Linked DNA regions of Homo sapiens: region 1 is linked to region 2. Evidence: read pairs that join two places in POLR2A ChIA-PET (ENCODE). Cell type or tissue: endothelial cell of umbilical vein. All regions are shown on one strand. Links, peaks and the distances in the headings refer to the core of each region. The heading gives the core; the rest is flanking DNA.

Region 1 (2,500 bases), core at 1-2,500, 430 kb after region 2:
CCACCCCACCTCTCTATCCAGAAGTGACCCTTGGGAGCTCTGTCCCATCCCGAGGCTGACACTGTCAGTGTGCAAGGACACCTGCAATCCCACCAGGAGTCTCGGTTCCCTGAGCTCCAGGCACGGGAACTGGCCCATACAGCATCTCCACTACCGGGCACCTCAACTTGAACACATCCAAACCCGACTCTGGATTTTTTCTCTCCTAGAACAGTCCCTCTCTGAGTCTGTCTTAGACTGGACCTGCGGAGCCCTCCGGGCATCCATGCCGCCTCCCTCCTCTCTGATCCCCCACCCTTTCCACTGCAAACGGTGTGGGCTCAGCTGTCCAAGCACATCCAGAATCAGACCCACCAGGACAGCTCAGCCACTGCCATGACAGCAAGCCTGTCGCCTCTCCCGGCCCCTGGGCCTGTGTGCAAGCTGCAACCAGAGGAGTCATCTGAAACTGAGGTGAGGGTGACGACTTCCTATTTCTCTCGGGGTCAAAGCCCAAGTCCTCCTGGAGCCCCAGCAGGCCCTGCACCATCTGCTTTTTCTCTCCCCACCCTCTCCTCCCTCTCTCCCCCTCCTCCCTGTGCTCCAGCCACAGGGGCCTCCTCCCTATTCCTCCAACATGCCAGGAACAGTCCTGCCTGCCCCAGGGCCTTTGTACGGGCTGTGGCTCTGCCCAGAGCCGTGGTGTGGACCCCTCACCTCCACAGCATGCTCTCCAGAGACGTCCTCATGCCCTCCCGTTGTAGAAAGAAGGCCCCTCACCCTCAAGCCTCTCGCCCGACTGCATTTCCTTCCACCACGCACATCACACCAGAGGCAGCACCTCTAACTGTTTCTGGAATACTGCCTCCTCCACTAGAAGGTCCCAAGAGCAGGGATTTTCCTTTTTCTTTATTTACAGTGAACAATTCCATCACAGCTACCTACAGCAGGAGCTGGCAAATGTTTCTACAAAGGGCTAGACAGTAAATCTTGGCCTTGCACAACAGTTTCTGCTGGGACTACCCAGTTCTGCTGCTGCAGCACAAAAGCGACCACAGACAGTCTCTGTAAACAAGTGGCTGTGGCTCAGTGCCAATAAAACTTTATTTATGAACACAGGTGGTGGGCCGGATTTGACCTGTGGGCCGTAGGTGGCCAACCCCTGGTTGTGCTAAGGGCCTGGCACAGGGGAGGTGCTCAGTAAATCTGCTGCCTGAATAAGCCAACAGTTGGGTGCTCTAAGCCCTGCCAGATCATGCAGTCACTGGGGAAGGCTGGCTTCCTGCCGATCCCTGTTCCTTCTCCCGCAGGGTGTGCTGGCTGAGTGGGGGGGCCGACCAATGAACAAACAGCATATTGAACCACACGTGACTAACGCGATGAGTCGACAGCATTCGTCAGGCTCTGCTCACCTTCCCCGGGGCTGAAGGGCTCACTCCAATCGTAGCCCTGGGATTTTAAAACGGCGGTGACTTTGTACAAATGGCAGAAGCCGGTCTTGCATTCATTGGCGCGGAGAAAGCAGAGCTCGTCCTCTCCCTCTGATTGGGGGAAGGGATAGAAGATGTCATGAACCTGTCCGGAAAGCAGATAGAAGATGCGTCAGAAGGTGTGGGTGGCCGGGCATGGTGGCTCACACCAGTAATCCCAGTAGTTTGGGAGGCTGGGGCAGGAGACTTGCTTGAGCCCAGGAATTTCAGAGACCAGCCTGGACAACATAGTAAGACCCCACCTCTAAAAATAAATAAATAAATTAGCCAGGCATGGTGGTGCAGGCTTGTGGTCCTAGCTACTCTGGAGGCTGAGGTGGGAGGATCACTTAGGCCCAGGAGGTCAAGGCTGCAGTGAGCTATGACCACACCACTGCACTCTAGTCTGGGCAACAGAGCAACCCTGTCTCTAATTAAAGAAAAAAATAGATGAGGGGAGAGGCTCCAATGGCTGCCAGACTCACCAACCCCCCTAGACCCTCTTCCCTGCCAGCCAGGGATGGCCAAGGCCTGAGCTCACTTCTCCACACAAGGGCAAACACCACCTGCCATTGGCGCTCAGCCTTCTAGGACGTGGGGGTGGGGACAGTGTGACTCCAGGGCCCAGGCGGGCATACAGCCAGCGCTTGCCCCGCTTACATTGATCCAGACGTTGGTGACCTCCTCGTACACCACATACGGCTGGACATTCCTGGGGACAGCTCTGGCAGAGGCTAGCCGCTGCTCCTCATTCTCTGTGCTCGGGATGAACAGGGCCGGGGGGAGGAGGACGAGCTGGAGCCACTGCTGGGGCCGGTCCAGGAACATGGCCCAGGCGCTAAGGGGGAAGATGCGGGGGAAGATGAGAGGGAAGCTGGGAGCCTCAGTGGCCTGCACAGAGAAGCTGGGGACGCAGCGTCCAAACCCGTGTGGAATCAGGGCTGGGCTTCCTGCGCTGGCTTCACCTGCACTTGGCCAAGTAACCCTGCAGCACCCACAGGCTTCCTTCCTGGCACATGCTTAGGGGAGGACAGGATGGGTGACAAGATTTC
Region 2 (15,963 bases), core at 5,584-8,083:
TGGGCAACAAGAGTAAAACTCTGTCTCAACAACAACAACAAAAATTAGGCAGGTGTACTGGTGTGCACCTGTGGTCCCACCTACTAGGGAGGCTGAGGCGGGAGGATCACTTGAGCCCAGGAAGTTGAGGCTGCAGTTAGCTATGATCACATCACTGCACTCCAGCCTGGAAGACAGCAAGACTGTCGCAAAAAAAAAAAAATATATATATATATATATATATATATGTACACACACATATACATATATATACATACACATATATATATAAAACAGATTTTTAAATGACTGTGTTCCCTGCTGTCCCCTCCTGCTTCCATATTTCCCATCCATTCTTATCTATTCCTGGACCCACCCACCCCTGCCAAATGTGAGTTTTCTGAGCAAGCCACATCAGACCAGATACAACATTTTCCATGGCCATGCAGAGCAACAGGGAGGGAAATGAGCCTTGGCAAGGGTTTGGTGTGTGCCTGGGCCTGTCGCACTGCTGTCTGTGTGTGAATTTAGTTACCTCCACACTGACAGCAAGGGGCTCTTACCCTGGTGTTAGTCAGCTATTGCTACATAACAGGTTATCCCAAAACTTAGTGACTGAAAACAACAAACATTTATTATCCCACAGTTTTTGAGAGTCAGGCATCCAGAAGCAGCTGAGCTGGATGGTTGTGGCTTGGGGGCTCCCATGAGGTTGCAGTCAAGGTGTTGGCCAGGGCAGTATCATCTGAAGGCTGGACTGGGGCTGGAGGAGCCACTCGCAAACTGGCTCCCTCTACTGGCTGTTGGCTGTCAGCCTCAGTTCCTCGCTGTGTGGGGAGCTGCTTGAGCAACCTCACAACATGGCAGCTGCGTACCCCAGAGCATGTGACCCAAGAGTGAGAGCAAGGAGGAAGGCCTGTGCTTTTACATCCTAGTCTCAGAAGTTACGTGCCATTATTTCTGTCATATTCCATTAGAGCAAGTAGCTTGTCCAGCCCCTGCTCAAGGGGAGGGGAGTCACCTCCACCCCTTAAATGGAGGAGCATCAGAGAGTTTGTGGACATACTTTTAAACTGTCAGAATTGCCATTTTTCCAAAGGGTAAATACAACAAGGTCACAGCACTGGGAAGCAGCCAGGCAGGATTCACTCCCAACCTGCCTGGCTCCAAAGCCACTTCTCAGGGACCCGTGGCCACCAGACTCGCCTCCCTCAGCCTCAGTTTCCGTTTCTGTAAAATGGGGGTTGTGAGGATTAAATGAGATGGCATATGGAAACCTCTTAGCCCAGGGCCCGGTGTACAGTAGGTGCTCAGGTTGTCTTTTACAATTTTTCCTTAATATTATTATTTTTGAGATAGAGTCTCGCTCTGTCACCCAAGCTGGAATGCATTGGCACGATCTGAGCTCAGTCAACCTCTGCCTCCTGGGTTCAAGTGATTCTCCTGCCTCAGCCTCCCAAGTAGCTGGGATTACAGGTGTGTGCCACCACGCCTGGATAATTTTTGTATTTTTATTATTTATTTATTTTTTTGAGATGGAGTCTCACTCTGTCACCCAGGTTGGAGTCCAGTGGTGCAATCTTGGTTCACTGCAACCTCTGCCTCCCGGGTTCAAGCAATTCTCCTGCCTCAGCCTCCCAAGTAGCTGGGATTACAGGCACATGCCACTACGCCCAGCTACTTTTTGTATTTTTAGTAGAGATGGGGTTTCGTCATGTTGGCCAGGCTGGTCTTGAACTCCTGACCTCAAGTGATCTGTCTGCCTCGGCCTCCCAAAGTGCTGGGATTACAGGCGTGACCCATAACACCCAGCCTGTATTTTTAGTAGAGACAGGGTTTCACCATGTTGGCCAGGCTGGTCTCGAACTCCTGATCTCAGGTGATCCGCCCGCTCCGGCCTCCCAAAATGCTGGGATTACAGACGTGAGCCACTGTGCCTGGCCAAATTTTTCCTTATTATTCTTACTGAAAGATGGCACCAGGCCAGAAATCCAGGCCACCTGGGTCCAGAGCCAGCCTCTTTCCACCCCACCCTGCCCCAGGGCTCAGATCCCGGCTCCACCACTGCTCAGCCCCATGTGGTCACTTTCCCTCCCCAGACCTGAGTGTTCTCACCTGTGAAATGGACACAGCGCTGGGCATGGGCAGGGGGTTCCCTGAGCAGGATGGAAACGTGGGGGTAGGGGTTCCTCCCGTGGCCCGCAGTGGCCCCCGAGGCCAGACAGGGTTTGCCCCGTGGTGCGATCCCCATGCACTCAGCCCCGCCGCCCCGCGCCCGCCAGGTGCTGGAGAACCGGACCAAGGACTCCAAGCTGGAGATGGAGGTGCTGGAGAACCTCCAGGAGCTGAAAGACCTGAACCAGCGGCAGGCGCACGTGGACTTCGAGGCTATGCTGAGGCAGCACCGCCTGTCGGAGGAGGAGCGGCGGAGGCAGCAGCAGGAGGAGGACGAGCAGGAGACCGCGTGAGTCAGGGCCGGCCCAACCCAGCCCCACCTCGCAGCCTCTGCCCCGGCAGGCGCTGCCTCTGCCCCAGACCCTTTCCCCGCTCTCTGGAGTGTCGCCTTTGCAAGGACCCCTTTCCCACCGCCCATCTCACTTTCTCCCTTGTGGCGTCTCTCGAGGGGGTCCCAGGCCACTGCCGGGCACGGTGACTTAGCACGTGGTCGCCCGCATGGCTGCGGTTTGTCACAGCGAGAGGACACAGCAGATTCAGCAAAGGGGAAAGGCATGTGTGGTGTGTCGGGGGCCAGGCCTTCCAGATCCTCTCCTGGTGGAGCTTCGCAGGACGCGCCTCATCCCCTAGCACCAGCCTGGAGGACTCGAGAAAGGCGCCATCACTAGGGAAGCTCCTAGAGACCCAGCGTGGGGTTCCTATGGGGCCTGGTCCCACAGCCCCCGCTGCCTCACCCATGCCGGGATTCCAGACTCCAGAGGAAAGCAGGGGTCACGCATAAACCATGGTGTTTGCAGGAACAGCTGAAGCCCCAGAGCCCGTCCCATCCATGAGGGTGGGAGGCCCCCAGCACAGGCTCCCGGACACCCACCAAGGGACGCCCTCACCAGCCGCCTTCTGAGGACACAGCCTCAGGCCTCCTGGGTGAACACTTTTCTTTTTTTTTTTTTTTTTTTTTTTTTTTTTGAGACGGAGTCTCCCTCTGCTGCCCAGGCTGGAGGGCAGTGGCGCCATCTCGCTCACTGCAAGCTCCGCCTCCCGGGTTCATGCCATTCTGCCTCAGCCTCCCGAGTAGCTGGGATTAGAGGCATCCGCCACCAAGCCCGGCTAATTTTTTGTAATTTTTAGTAGAGATGGGGTTTCACCGTGTTAGCCAGGATGGTCTCGATCTCCTGACCTCGTGATCCGCCCGCCTCGGCCTCCCAAAGTGCTGGGATTGCAGGCGTGAGCCACCGCGCCCGGACGACGCTTTTCTTTTTCTTTGAGACGGGGTTTTGCTCTGCCGCCCAGGCTGGAGTGCAGTAGTGCAGTCATAGCTCACTGTAGCCTCCATCTCCCGGGCTCAAGCGTTCCTCCTGCCTCAGCCTTCTGGGTAGCTGGGACCACAGGGACACATCACCATGCCCAGCTAATTGTTTTTATTTCTGTAGAGACAGGACCTCGCTATGTTGGACAGGCTGGTTTTGAACTCCTGGCCTCAAGCGATCCTCCCACCTTAGTCTCCTGAAGTGCTGGATGACACGTGTGAGCCCCTGTGGTTGGCTGGTGAATGCCTTTGACGCCGACCACCTCTGAGCCCGCGTGCTGATCCCCTCCTTTCCTGGTGCCTCATCTCCCCTCCCTCCTTTAGAATCTGAGCTGTAAGGACAGGGACGTGGTGGCCTCTCCTGTGTCCCCAGGGCTTCCAGCAGGTAGGTTCTGGTAGGTTCCACGTCAGTGCCTGATGGGTGTGCAGAGCAGCGATACCGTGCAGAACAGTGTTGGGAGCCTGCGTTCATCCTGCACCTTCCGGGTGCCGGGCGTGGCTGTAACCTCACTACCCACACAGCCCTGGGGGTCAGTGTGATCTTCATCATGGAGGGGACTGAGGTCCAGGGAGGTCCAGGCATGAGCCCCACCAAGGTTACCCTCCAGGCTCCATCCAGACAGGCTGGTTCCGGCATCCAGGCACTTAACCACACCACTGCCCTCGGTGGACACGGAAAAGTTAATGTAAAAAAGTAGAAGGGGCCGGGCGCAGGGTCTCCTGCCTGCCATCCTGCACTGTGGGAGGCTGAGGCGGGCGGATCACCTGAGGTCAGCAGTTCGAGACCAGCCTGGCCAACATGGCGAAACCCCATCTGTACTAAAAATACAAAAACAAATTAGCTGGGCGTGGTGGCAGATGCCTGTAATTCCAGCTGCTCCAGAGGCTGAGACAGGAGAATTGCCTGAACCCGGGAGGCAGAGGTTATAGTGAGCCGAGATGGTGCCACTGAACTCCAGCCTGGGCGACAGAGCAAGATTCCTCCTAAAAAAAATGAAAATTAAAAAGTAGACTAGGTGCGGTCGGTGGCTCACGCCCGTAATCCCAGCACTTTGGGAGGCTGAAGTGGGCGTATCACCTGAGGTCAGGAGTTCGAGACCAGCCTGGCCAAGATGGTGAAACCCCGTCTCTACTAAAACTACAGAAATTAGCTGGACATGGTGGTATGTGCCTGTAGTCCTAGCTAACATTTTTAATTTTTTTAGAGACGGGGTCTCGCTATGTTGCCCAGGCTGGTCTCTAACCCCTGGCTCAAGCGATCCTCCCGTCTCAGCGTCCCAAAGAGCTGGGATGACAGGCATGAGCCACTGCATCTGGCCCCTTTAATCTGTTTTATGTTTAAATAGAGGAAGTGGTAACCACTGGGTTAAGGAAGTCCCAATGGGTGCTCTGCCCTCACGGAGCTCACTGTGTGGGGAGGGAGAGGGACAAGGAGACCAATACCCAGGACAACATCCATCTGGGTGAGAGAGAAGCCAGGATGCGTGAGCTTGAATTATGAGGATGAGCTTCTCAGAGGAAGAGCGTCTTGCATTGGGTATTGAAGGTCGAGTAGGAGTTCACCAAGCGAGTGCTTGGCAAAGGGGTCATCCCAGGTAAGGGGATGTAGGCCCCTGATTTTTAAAATCCTTTTTGCAGAGATGCGGTCTTGCTGTGTTGCCCAGGCTGGTCTCATGCTCCTGGCCTTAAGCATTTCTCCTGCCTTGGCCTCTAAAGGCACAGGGATTACAGACATCAGCCACCATGTCTGGCCCCAAGACATTTTTCTAAAAGACATTTTCTTTGAAGCTATATCCCCTGATTAGAGTTCTCACACTGTGGTTCTCACATAAACCACTCCCAGAATTAGAGACCGGCCTGGCCAAGATGGCGAAACCCCGCCTCTACTAAAAATACAAAAATTAGCTGGACACGGTGGTGCGTGCCTGTAGTCCTAGCTGCTCGGTAGGCTGAGGCTGGAGAATCGCTTGAACCCAGGAGGCGGAGGTTGCAGTGAGCCAAGATCACGCCACTGCACTCCAGCCTGGACAACAAAGACTCCATCTCAAAAAAGAAAAAAAAAATACAAAAATTAGCCGGGTGTGGTGGCAGGCACCTGTAATCCCAGGTACTTGGGAAGCTGAGGCAGGAGAATCGCTTCAACCTGGGAGGTGGGGGTTGCAGTGAGCCAAGATTGCGCCACTGCACTCCAGCCTGGGCAACAGAGCGAGACTCTGTCTCAAAAATAAAATGAAATAAAATTTAATAAGGCATAGGAACACGCCTGTGGACCCAGCTACTCAGGAAGCTGAGTGGGGAGGATCGCTTGAGCCCAGGAGGTTGAGGTTGCAGTGAGCTGTGATTGTGCCACTTCACCCTCCCTGAGTGACAGAGTGAGACCTTGTCTCTTAAAAAAAAAAAGTAATCTGTGCTCCCCCTACTCCCTCCCACCCCTGCTCACTGAGGGCAGGAAGAGGTCTCCAGGCACCCAGGCCCCTCGCCACCCCAGCAGGTACATCCCAGGCACTGTTCCCCAAACAGAGCACGTCCAAGTTCCCATCTTCCATCCCACAGGGCCCTGTTGGAGGAAGCCAGAAAGCGAAGACTGCTGGAGGACTCCGACTCAGAGGATGAGGCTGCTCCCTCGCCCCTGCAGCCAGCCCTTCGGCCCAACCCCACCGCCATCCTGGATGAGGTAAGTGGGGTGCCTGAGTCCTGGGGGCTCCCAGGTGAACTAGGGACAACTGAAGCCAGGGGTCAGCTTGACTTTTTCTTTTGTTTTTTGTTTTTGTTTTTTGAGACGGAGTCTCGCTCTGTCGCCTAGGCTGGAGTGCAGTGGCACGATCTTGGCTCACTGCAACCTCTGCCTCCCAGGTTCAAGCGATTCTCCTGCCTCAGCCTCCCGAGTAGCTGGGACTACAGGCACGCGCCACCAAGCCCAGCTAATTTTTTGTATTTTTAGTAGAGATGGGGTTTCACCATGTTGGGAAGGATGGTCTCAATCTCTTCACCTCGTGATCCGCCCGCCTAGGCCTCCCAAAGTGCTGGGATTACAGGCGTGAGCCACCATGCCCGACCAGAACTTGACTTTTTCTTAAAAGGCCAGTCTGCACCCTAACTCCTCCACCCTGTGGCTGTAGCCCAAAACACCCATGATCAGGTGTAAATAAGTGGGTGTTGCCTGGTGCCAATAAATCTTTATTTATAGGCGGGGTGCAGTGGCTCATGCCTGTAATCCCAGCATTTTGGGAGGCCAAGGCAGGAGGATCGCTTGAGGCCGGGAGTTTGAGACCAGCCTGGGCAACAAAGTGAGACCCCTTCTTTACAAAATTACAAAAATTAGTCATGGGTGGTGGTGCATGTCTGTGGTCCCAGCTGTTTGAGAGACTGAGGCAGGAGGACCGCTTGAGCCCAGAAGGTCAAGGCTGCAGTGAGCTGCATCAGTATGACCGAACTCCAGCCTGAGCAAGAGTGAGACCCTGTCTAAAATAAACAAATAAAAATTAAGGCTGAGTGCAGTGGCTCACGCTTGTAATCCCAGCTACTCAGAAGGCTGAGGCAGGAGAATCGCTTGAACCCGGGAGGCGGAGGTTGCAGCGAGCCGAGATCGTGCCACTGCACCCCAGCCTGGGTGACAGAATGAGACTCTGTCTCAAAAAAAAAAAAAAAAAAACTTAATTTACTAAAACTGGTGGCAGGCCTATGGGTCTGTAATTCGCCAACCCCTGTTTAAGCTGCCGAAAGAAGAGAATGTAAAGAAAGAACATAGAAATTTATTTCTCAGTCATAACAGCCCTGGGCTGACAGTCTAGGACTTCGGGCAGCTCTGCTCCTTGGAACCATTCAGGGACTCAGCCTCCTTCCTTCTGGAGCACGGCTTCCTGCGCTGTGGCCACAGCTGGCTCAGAGCACCTTCAGGGTCCGGCTGTGGGAAGGCAAAAAGTGTGTGGAGGACCACGCAGCCTCAGATGCGGCCCACCTCAGTTCTTCTCTCATGCCAGAGGCCACAGCATAGTCACAAGGCCCCATCTGGTGGCGAAGGAAACTGTGAGATGCATCCTCCAGCTGGTCCGTGCCTGGCTGTGCTGCCAACTAGAACGAAGGGAGGCCGGGCACCGTGGCTCAAAGTGCTGTAATCCCAGCACTTTGGGAGGCCGAGGCAGGCGGATCATCTGAGGTCAGGAGTTCGAGACCAGCCTGGCCAACATGGAGAAACCCTGTCTCTACTAAAAATACAAAAATTAGCTGGACATGGCGGTGCCTGCCTGTAATCCCAGTTACTCGGGAGGCTGAGGCAGGAGAATCACTTGAACCTGGGAGGCAGAGGTTGCAGTGAGCTGAGATTGTGCCATTGCCCTCCAGCCTGGGCAACAGAGTGAGACTCTATCTCAAAAAAAAAAAAAAAAAAAAGGAGGAAGGAGTTTTGGTGGATGACCAGCATTTTCCACCACAGCTGACTCATCCAAGGTGGCCTCAGCCACTCTGGTTTGTTCATTGAAGAAGGTGGTAAAAGTAGGGGCTCATAAACCAATAACACAGACACACAGAAACGATTGTTCTCGGCCGGGCGCGGTGGCTCACACCTGTAATCCCAGCACTTTGGGAGGCCAAGGCGGGTGGATCACGAGGTCAGGAGATCGAGATCATCCTATCTAACACGGTGAAACCCCATCTCTGCTAAAAATACAAAAAATTAGCCGGGCGTGGTGGCGGGCGCCTGTAGTCCCAGCTACTCAGGAGGCTGAGACAGGAGAATGGCGTGAACCCAGGAGGTGGAGCTTGCAGTGAGCCGAGATTGTGCCACTGCACTCCAGCCTGGGCGACAGAGCGAGACTCTGTCTCAAAAAAAAAAAAAAAAAAAAAAAAAGAAACGATTGTTCTTTCTTCCTTTTTTGTTTGTTTGTTTGACACAGGGTCTTACTCTGTTGCCCAGGCTGGAGTGCAGTAATGCAGTCCCAGCTCACTGCAGCCTGAACCTCCTAGGCTCAAGCAATCCTCCCACCTCAGTCTCCTGAGCAGCTGGGACCACAGGCACGCACCACCACGCCTGGCTAATTTTTCTTTTCTTTCTTTCTTTTTTTTTTTTTAGACAGTTTCACTCTTGTTGCCCAGGCTGGAGTGCAGTGGTGTGATCTTGGCTCACTGCAACCTTCGCCCCCCGGGTTCAAGCGATTCTACTGCCTCAGCCTCCCAAGTAGCTGGGATTACAGGCGCCTGCCACCATGCCCGGCTAATTTTTGTATTTTTAGTAGAGATGGCGTTTCACCATGTTGGCCAGGCTGATCTAGAACTCCTGACCTCAGGTGATTCACCTGACTCGGCCGCCCAAAGTGCTGGGATTACAGGCGTGAGCCACTGTGCCTGGCCCCTAATTTTTCAAATTCTTTTTGCAGAGATGCGGTCTTGCTGTGTTGCCCAGGCTGGTCTCACGCACCTGGCCTCAAGCAGTTCTCCCGCCAAGGCACAGGGATTACAGACATCAGCCACCATGTCTGGCCCCAAGACATTTTTCTAAAAGACATTTTCTTTGAAGCTGTGTCCTCTGATTAGAGTTCTCACACTGTGGTTCTCACATAAACCACTCCCAGAATTCATTGTCTACAACTTCCTCTCTTCTTTTCTTTTTTTTTTGAATGAATCAACAGAGTAAAGGTACTTTGAAAGCAGTCCAACCTTTTTTGATTTACTCCCTCAGTCTTGTGCCTCTACCTGATTTGATAGCAGGTGTTTTATTTGGTTTTAACGTGATTCACCTTCATCAAGACTTTTCAAACCTTCACCCTAACTTTTATAGGAAGGAATATCTCCACACTTGCGTTTTCTTGGTTTATTTTATTTTTATTTTAGAGATGAGGTCTTGCTCTGTCACCCAGGCTGGAGTGCAGTGACGCGATCACAGCTCGCTGCAGCCTCCAACTCCTGGGCTCAAATGATCCTCCCACCTCAGCCTCTCAAGTAGCTGGGACCCACAAGTGTGTAGTGTGTGCCACCACAGCCAGCTAATTTTTAATTTTCTTTTCTTTTTTTTTTTTTAGAGGCGAGTCTGTATGTTGTCTAGGCTGGTCTCAAACTCCTATCCTCAAGCAGTCCTCCCGCCTTGGCCTCCCAATCCTTAGTTTAGTTTAATGATGATGAGTACCACCTGTAGAAACAGGTTTGGGAACTAACCTAGGTAACTTTTTTTTTTTTGAGACGGTCTTGTTCTTTCGCCCAGGCTGGAGTGCAGTGGCACGGTCTCGGCTCACTGCAACCTCCGGCTCCCAGCCTGTAGCAATTGTCCTGCCTTAGCCTCCTGAGTAGCTGGGATTACAGGCGTGTGCTACCACACCTGGCTAGGTTTTGTATTTTCTTTTTATTAATAAAGAGACGGGGTTTCACCATGTTGACCAGGCTGGTCTCGAACTCTTGACCTCAAGTGGTCCACCCGCCTCGGCCTCCCAAAGTGTTGGGATTACAGGTGTGTGCCTCTGTGCCTGGCCATCTGTGCCTTTTGACTTCTTTTCCTCATTTTGACATCAGCCCAGAGCTACGACATTTTTTTTTTTTTTTTTCGAGACGGCGTCTCGCCCTGTCACCCAGGCTGGAGTGCAGTGGCACGATCTCGGCTCACTGCAACCTCTGCCTCCCAGGTTCAAGCGATTCTCCTGCCTCAGTCTCCCGAGTAGCTGGGATTACAGGCGTGTGCCACCAAGCCTGGCTAATTTCTTGTATTTATAGTAGAGACGGGCTTTCACCGTGTTAGCCAGGATGGTCTCTATCTGACCTCGTGATCCACCTGCCTTGGCCTCCCAAAGTGCCGGGATTAGAAGCATGAGCCACTGCGCCCGGCCCAGAGCCACAACTTTAAGGAGGCCTCTCCACCACCTTAGCAGTGGCCGCCCCTCACACCGTCAGCTTGGCACTCAAGGTCTCTGCCCATTCTCCATCCCACCTAGCCTGCCCTGGCACTTCCTGAATCACACTGTGGCTTCTCATCACGCCTTTACCCATGCCATTCCCCTTACCTGGGATGCCCCCTTTGCCAAGCACTCGCTTGGTGAACTCCTACTCGCCCTTCAATACCCAATGCAAGACGCCCTTCCTCTGAGAAGCTCATCCTCACAATTCAAGCTCACGCACCCTGGCTTCTCTCTCACCCAGATGGATGTTATCCTGGGTATTGGTCTCCTTGTCCCTCTCCCTCCCCACACGGTGAGCTCCGTGAGGGCAGAGCACCCATTGGGACTTCCTTAACCCAGTGGTTACCACTTCCTCTATTTAAACATAAAACAGATTGAAGAGGCTAGATGCAGTGGCTCACGCCTGTCATCCCAGCTCTTTGGGACGCTGAGACGGGAGGATCGCTTGAGCCAGGAGTTTGAGACCAGCCTGGGCAACATAGCGAGATCCCGTCTCTACAAAAATTAAAAATGTTAGCCTGCCATGGTGGCGTGCACCTGCAGGAGGCTGAGGCAGGAGAATCGCTTGAGCCCAGGAGTTCGAGGCTGCAGTGAGCTATGATTGCACCACTGCACTCCAGCCTGGGCAATAGAGTGAGACCTTCCCCCCAAAAAAATTTTTTTAATAATATAGATTAAAGGGTCCCTTCTGTTGCAGTTAAGGAGCTGGAGGCCTTTTCTACCTGCCCCTAACTCTTTCTCAAGGCGGCTTCCTCCATTTTCACTCGTTCTCTCAAGTACATTGAGCACCTCCTTGTGCCAGGAACTGTTTGTGGCACCGCAGAGCCAGCAGTGGGGAAGACAGGAGCTCACGGCAGAGTTGGGGAGAGAGTTATAACAGCCAGCAGAGGGCACTGTGAGCGTGGACATGCAGCCTGCATGTGAGCTTGAACCATGATGGGCTTCTCAGAGGAGGGGTGTCTTGTGTTGGGTATTGAAGGGTGAGTAGGAGTTCACCAAGCGAGTGCATGGAAAAGGGGGCATCCCTGGTGAAGGGAATAGCATGGGTAAAGGCGTGGAGATGAGAAGCCATGGTGTGACTCAGGAAGTGCCAGACCAGGCTATGTGGGATGGAGAATGGGCAGAGGCCTTGAGTGCCAAGCCTAGGGCAGTGGGGAGCCATAGAGGAGTTTAGAGCAGAGGAGGAATGTGGTCAGTGCAGCAGTGGAAGAGTGGGCATGGGGCAGTGAGCAGGGGTTGTGGCGAGGGGCCAGACTGGGCCCTGGATCCGGGCCAGACCCCCACATGTGTCCCCATCACCTGCAGGCCCCAAAGCCCAAGAGGAAGGTGGAGGTCTGGGAGCAGAGCGTTGGCAGCCTGGGCAGCCGGCCCCCGCTGTCGAGGCTGGTCGTGGTGAAGAAGGCAAAGGCCGACCCGGACTGCAGCAACGGGCAGCCTCAGGCGGCCCCCACCCCAGGTAAGGTCACAGAGTTCCCAGAGCCGGGCGCGGTTTCTATAGTGGCCTGTAGGTGGCAGCAGCTCCCTTTGCAGTTACAGAGACTTCATGGGGTGGGTGGGGGCGGCCTGCGACCCCCACAGGACCAATTAGTGGAGTGAGCAGAGAAGGCAGGCGGCTTCTTTTTTTCTTTTTTCTTTTTTCTTTTTTTTTTTTTGAGACAGAGTCTTGCTCTGTTGCCCAGGCTGGAGTGCAGTGGTGCCATCTCGGCTCACCGCAACCTCCGCCTCCCTGGTTTGAGCAGTTCTCTGCCTCAGCCTCCCAAGTAGCTGGGACTACAGCACCACGCCCGGCTAAATTTTTGTATTATTAGTAGAGGTGGGATTTCTCCATGTTGGTCAGGCTGGTCTGGAACTCCCGACCTCAGGTGATCCACTCACCTCGGCCTCCCAAAATGCTGGGATTACAGGCATGAGCCACCGCGCCCGGCCTGTTTTTGTCTTTTAGTTGCCTTAGTATGATGTTTCCTAAGGCGATTAAGTCCACAGTGACTGGACTGTGAACTTTGCGCCATTTCCATTCTTGGCAGCGCACGTTGCCTGCCTGGGCAAGGTTTGCATTGGCCATTGTTCAGAAGCGGAGCTGTTGAGTCCCGGGTGTGCAGATGTAAATCTGCAATGGGTCCCATCAGGTGCCATCCAGAAAGGCCAGGCCATTCACATGCTGTCACCTCTGGACCTTGCAAACCTGCAGAGGTGGCCGGCCCCGTGCCTTGTCCCTGGCCTGTCTGCTGTGGAGCTGAGATGAGCTAACTCTCGCTCTCCCACCAGGAGCCCCGCAGAACAGGAAGGAGGCCAACCCTACACCCCTGACGCCTGGCGCGTCCTCCCTGAGCCAACTGGGTGCATACCTGGACAGTGACGACAGCAACGGCAGCAACTGAGCCCTCCCAGGACCCCCTCACGGGGTCAAAGTCACACGTCCAGCTTCAGCCACATTGAGGCCAGCATTGCTGGTGGTCAGGGCAGGAGGCCTTGGCGTGACTGGAGGCCGGACAGACAAGCGCCAGCGTGCTCCAACACATAGGGCCACCAGGGGCCTCAGCCCCAGGAGGTCCCTTCTCTGTGCCCTCACCAGCCTCTCAACACCTCGGGGACCCCTGCTGCTCCTGCCCCCACCTGTCACTGTGCTTAGGGCTGCAACATCCCTGGAGCAGCTTCCAACACTACTTCAGGGTGGCAGTGTTTGGGGCACTGGGCGAGCCTGCCGGCCTCTAGATGGCCTCATCTCTTCCTTCCACAAACTGTCTAGAACCAATAAAAGGAAACCTGCCAACCGCCTGGGCCCCTTCTCTCTCCCAGAGTCTGATGAGGAGGTCCCAGGACCTCCTCTGTTAGCACAATTCGAGGGTCATTCCACAGAGGTTTGTTTGTGTCTTGAGACAGGATCTCACTCTGTTGCCCAGGCTGGAGTGCGGTAGCGTATTCTTGACTCACTGCAGCCTTGAACTTCCGAGCTCAGGTGATCCTCCCACCTCAGCCTCGCGAGTCGCTGAGACCTCAGGTGGATGCCACCATTCCTGGCTAACTTTTTGTATATTTAGTAGAGACTGGGTTTCATCATGTTGCCCAGGCTGATCTTGAACTCATGGGCTCAAGTGATCCTCCTGCCTCAGCCTCACAAAGTGCTGGGGTCACAGGCATAAGCCACTGTAACAGGCATGAGCCCAGATATTTATATTTAGTTGTCGCCTGAGTGTGCATCTGGGCTCTTTTTGTTTTCTCTTCTTTTTTTTTTTCTTTCTTTACCTTTTTTTTTTTTTTTTTTTTTTGGAGACGACGTCTCGCTCTTGTCCCCCAGGCTGGAGTGCGATGGCGCGATCTTGGCTCACTGCAACCTCCGCCTCCCGGGTTCAAGCGATTCTCCTGCCTCAGCCTCCAGAGTAGCTGGGATTACAGGCGCCCGCCACCACGCCTGGCTTAATTTTTGTATTTTTAGTAGAGACAGGGTTTCACCATGTTGGCCAGGCTGGTCTTGAACTCCTGACCTCAGGTGATCTGCCTGCCTCAGCCTCCCAAAGTGCTAAGATTACAGGCCTGAGCCATTGTGCCCTGCCTGTACAATCTTTTTGTTTGTTTGTTTGAGACAGAGTCTCCCTCTGTTGCCCAGGCTAGAGTGCAGTGGTGTGATCTTGGCTCACTGCAACCTCCACCTCCCAGGTTCAAGCAATTCTCTGCCTCAGCCTCCCCAGCAGCTGGGATTACAGGTGCCTGCCACCACGCCCAGCTAATTTTTGTGTTTTTAGTAGAGACGGGTCTCACCATCTTGGCCAGGCTGGTCTTGAACTCCTGACCTCAGGTGATCTGACTGCCTCAGCCTCCCAAAGTGCAGGGATTACAGGCGTGAGACACTGCACCAGCCTGGAATCTTTTAAAGTGAACAATATGAACCTTCTTTGAGTAGGCAGTTCCATTTCTGGCTGTCTGTTCTAAGAGGTATTTGCCCACATTCATAAGGAAACACCCACGAGGAGGTTTGTCGTGACACTGTGTTTAGCAGCAACATTATGGGGAACGAACCCAATGTCCCCAGTAGGTGAAGGCTGAACTCTGGCATAAATAATGGAATTCCAGCCGGGTGTGGTGGCTCAGGCCTGGAATCCCAGCTACTTGGGAGGCTGAGGTGGGAGGATCACTTGAGCCCGGGAGATTGAGGCTGCAGTGAGGTGTAACTGTACCACTGCACTCCAGCCTTGGTGAGAGACCAAGATCCTGCCTGAAAAAGGGGGAGGGGGGTGGGGAGCTAGGCCCAGGACAGGAACTGTGGCATGTTCCTGTAATCCCAGGACTTTGGGGGGCTGAGGCAGGAGGGTTGGTTGAAGACAGGAGGTCGAGTCCAGACTGGGCAACATGGCCAGACCGTTTCTCAATTTGTCTTTTTTTAAAGAAAGGTGGGGCACGGTGGCTCACGCATGTAATCCCAGCACTTTGGGAGGCCACGGCGGGCAGATCACCTGAGGTCAGGAGTTCAAGACCAGCCTGGCCAACATGGTGAGACTCCCACCACCCCCACTAAAAATAAAAAAATTAGTCAGATGTGGTGGCGGGCACCTGTAATCCCAGCTAATTGGTAGGCTGAGGCAGGAGGATCACTTGAACCTGGAAGGTGGAGGTTGCAGTGAGCTGAGATCATGCCACTGCACTCCAGCCTGGGCAACAGAGTGAGATTCCATCTCAAAAAATAATTAATTAAAAAAAAAGATGCTACAATTTGCCTTCAAAGGGGCTGCGCTCTACATACTCAACAAGGATGGGACTCACTGGCTTTATGAGTAGAAAGCTCTGGCTGGGAAGTTCCCCTCCTCGGCGGGGGCAGCAGAAGGAGTTGGCAGAGGGAAGGAAGGAACCTGTGTTTATCAAATGTTCCCTGAGCATTTGGCAGAAACAAAGTTGAACTCCCACTTCCAACACCCGTTCTTATTTTAATTTTAATTTTTTTTTTTTTTGAGACAGCATCTCACTCTATCACCCCCGCTGGAGTGCAGTGGCAGGATCTCGGCTCACTGCAACCTCCGCCTCCCGGGTTCAAGCGATTCTCCTGCCTCAGCCTCCAGAGTAGCTGGGATGACAGGCACGCGCCACCCTGCCTGGCTTAATTTTTGTATTTTTAGTAGAGATGGGGTTTTGCCATGTTGCCAGGCTGGTCTCGAACTCCTGACCTCAAGTGATTCGCCCGCCTCAGCTCCCAAACTGCTGGGATTACAGGCGTGAGCTACCGCACCCGGCCCCCAAAAAACTTTTATGTATTATATATTTTTACAATAACATATAAATAATGTATACCGAAGGTGGTGAAAATAAAGCAGGTGAGTGTGTTCTAAGGAGATGCAGAGGGGATGCCTTGGGAACGTGTTTATTGCCCATCTCTCCCTCTGTTTGTTTTCTGGTGCTGCATAACAAATTATACCAAAACTGAACAACTTAAAAACAACATAGAGCTGGGTGTGGTTTCATTGGGTCTCCCGCTTTAAGGTTTAGCAAGAATGCAATCAAGACAGAGGCCAGGCTGGGCGCAGTGGCTCATGGCTGTAATCCCACCACTTTCACAGGCCGAGGCGGGCGGATCACTTGAGGTCATGAGTTCAAGACCAGCCTGGCCAACATGGCAAAACCCTGTCACTACAAAAAAGT

Evidence for each region. Peaks named below come from ENCODE experiments on the same cell type or tissue, not always from the same donor. Only the 100,000 strongest peaks of a DNase experiment are listed, where the experiment ranks them.
Region 1: POLR2A ChIA-PET joins it to region 2 with 5 read pairs; 2 of 35 experiments call an interaction of 5 or more read pairs at or near these places.

What each region holds. Positions count from the first base shown.
Region 1 is chr19:4,693,270-4,695,769 of GRCh38, forward strand. DPP9 (dipeptidyl peptidase 9) reads right to left here. Exons shown (of 22, transcript NM_139159.5): 12 at 2,109-2,286; 13 at 1,392-1,554. Among named protein-coding and RNA genes, the nearest start is that of DPP9-AS1, 15 kb to the left of the region's middle. RefSeq lists an enhancer at 782-1,981. In endothelial cell of umbilical vein, for the core only: no CTCF peak of the experiment used is centred there; a DNase peak (open chromatin) is centred at 1,302; H3K27ac peaks cover 1,058 bases.
Region 2 is chr19:4,255,981-4,271,943 of GRCh38, forward strand. YJU2 (YJU2 splicing factor homolog) reads left to right here. Exons shown (of 8, transcript NM_018074.6): 5 at 2,262-2,443; 6 at 6,014-6,134; 7 at 11,644-11,794; 8 at 12,604-13,108. The coding sequence ends at 12,716. Among named protein-coding and RNA genes, the nearest start is that of SHD, 15 kb to the right of the region's middle. In endothelial cell of umbilical vein, for the core only: no CTCF peak of the experiment used is centred there; no DNase peak of the experiment used is centred there.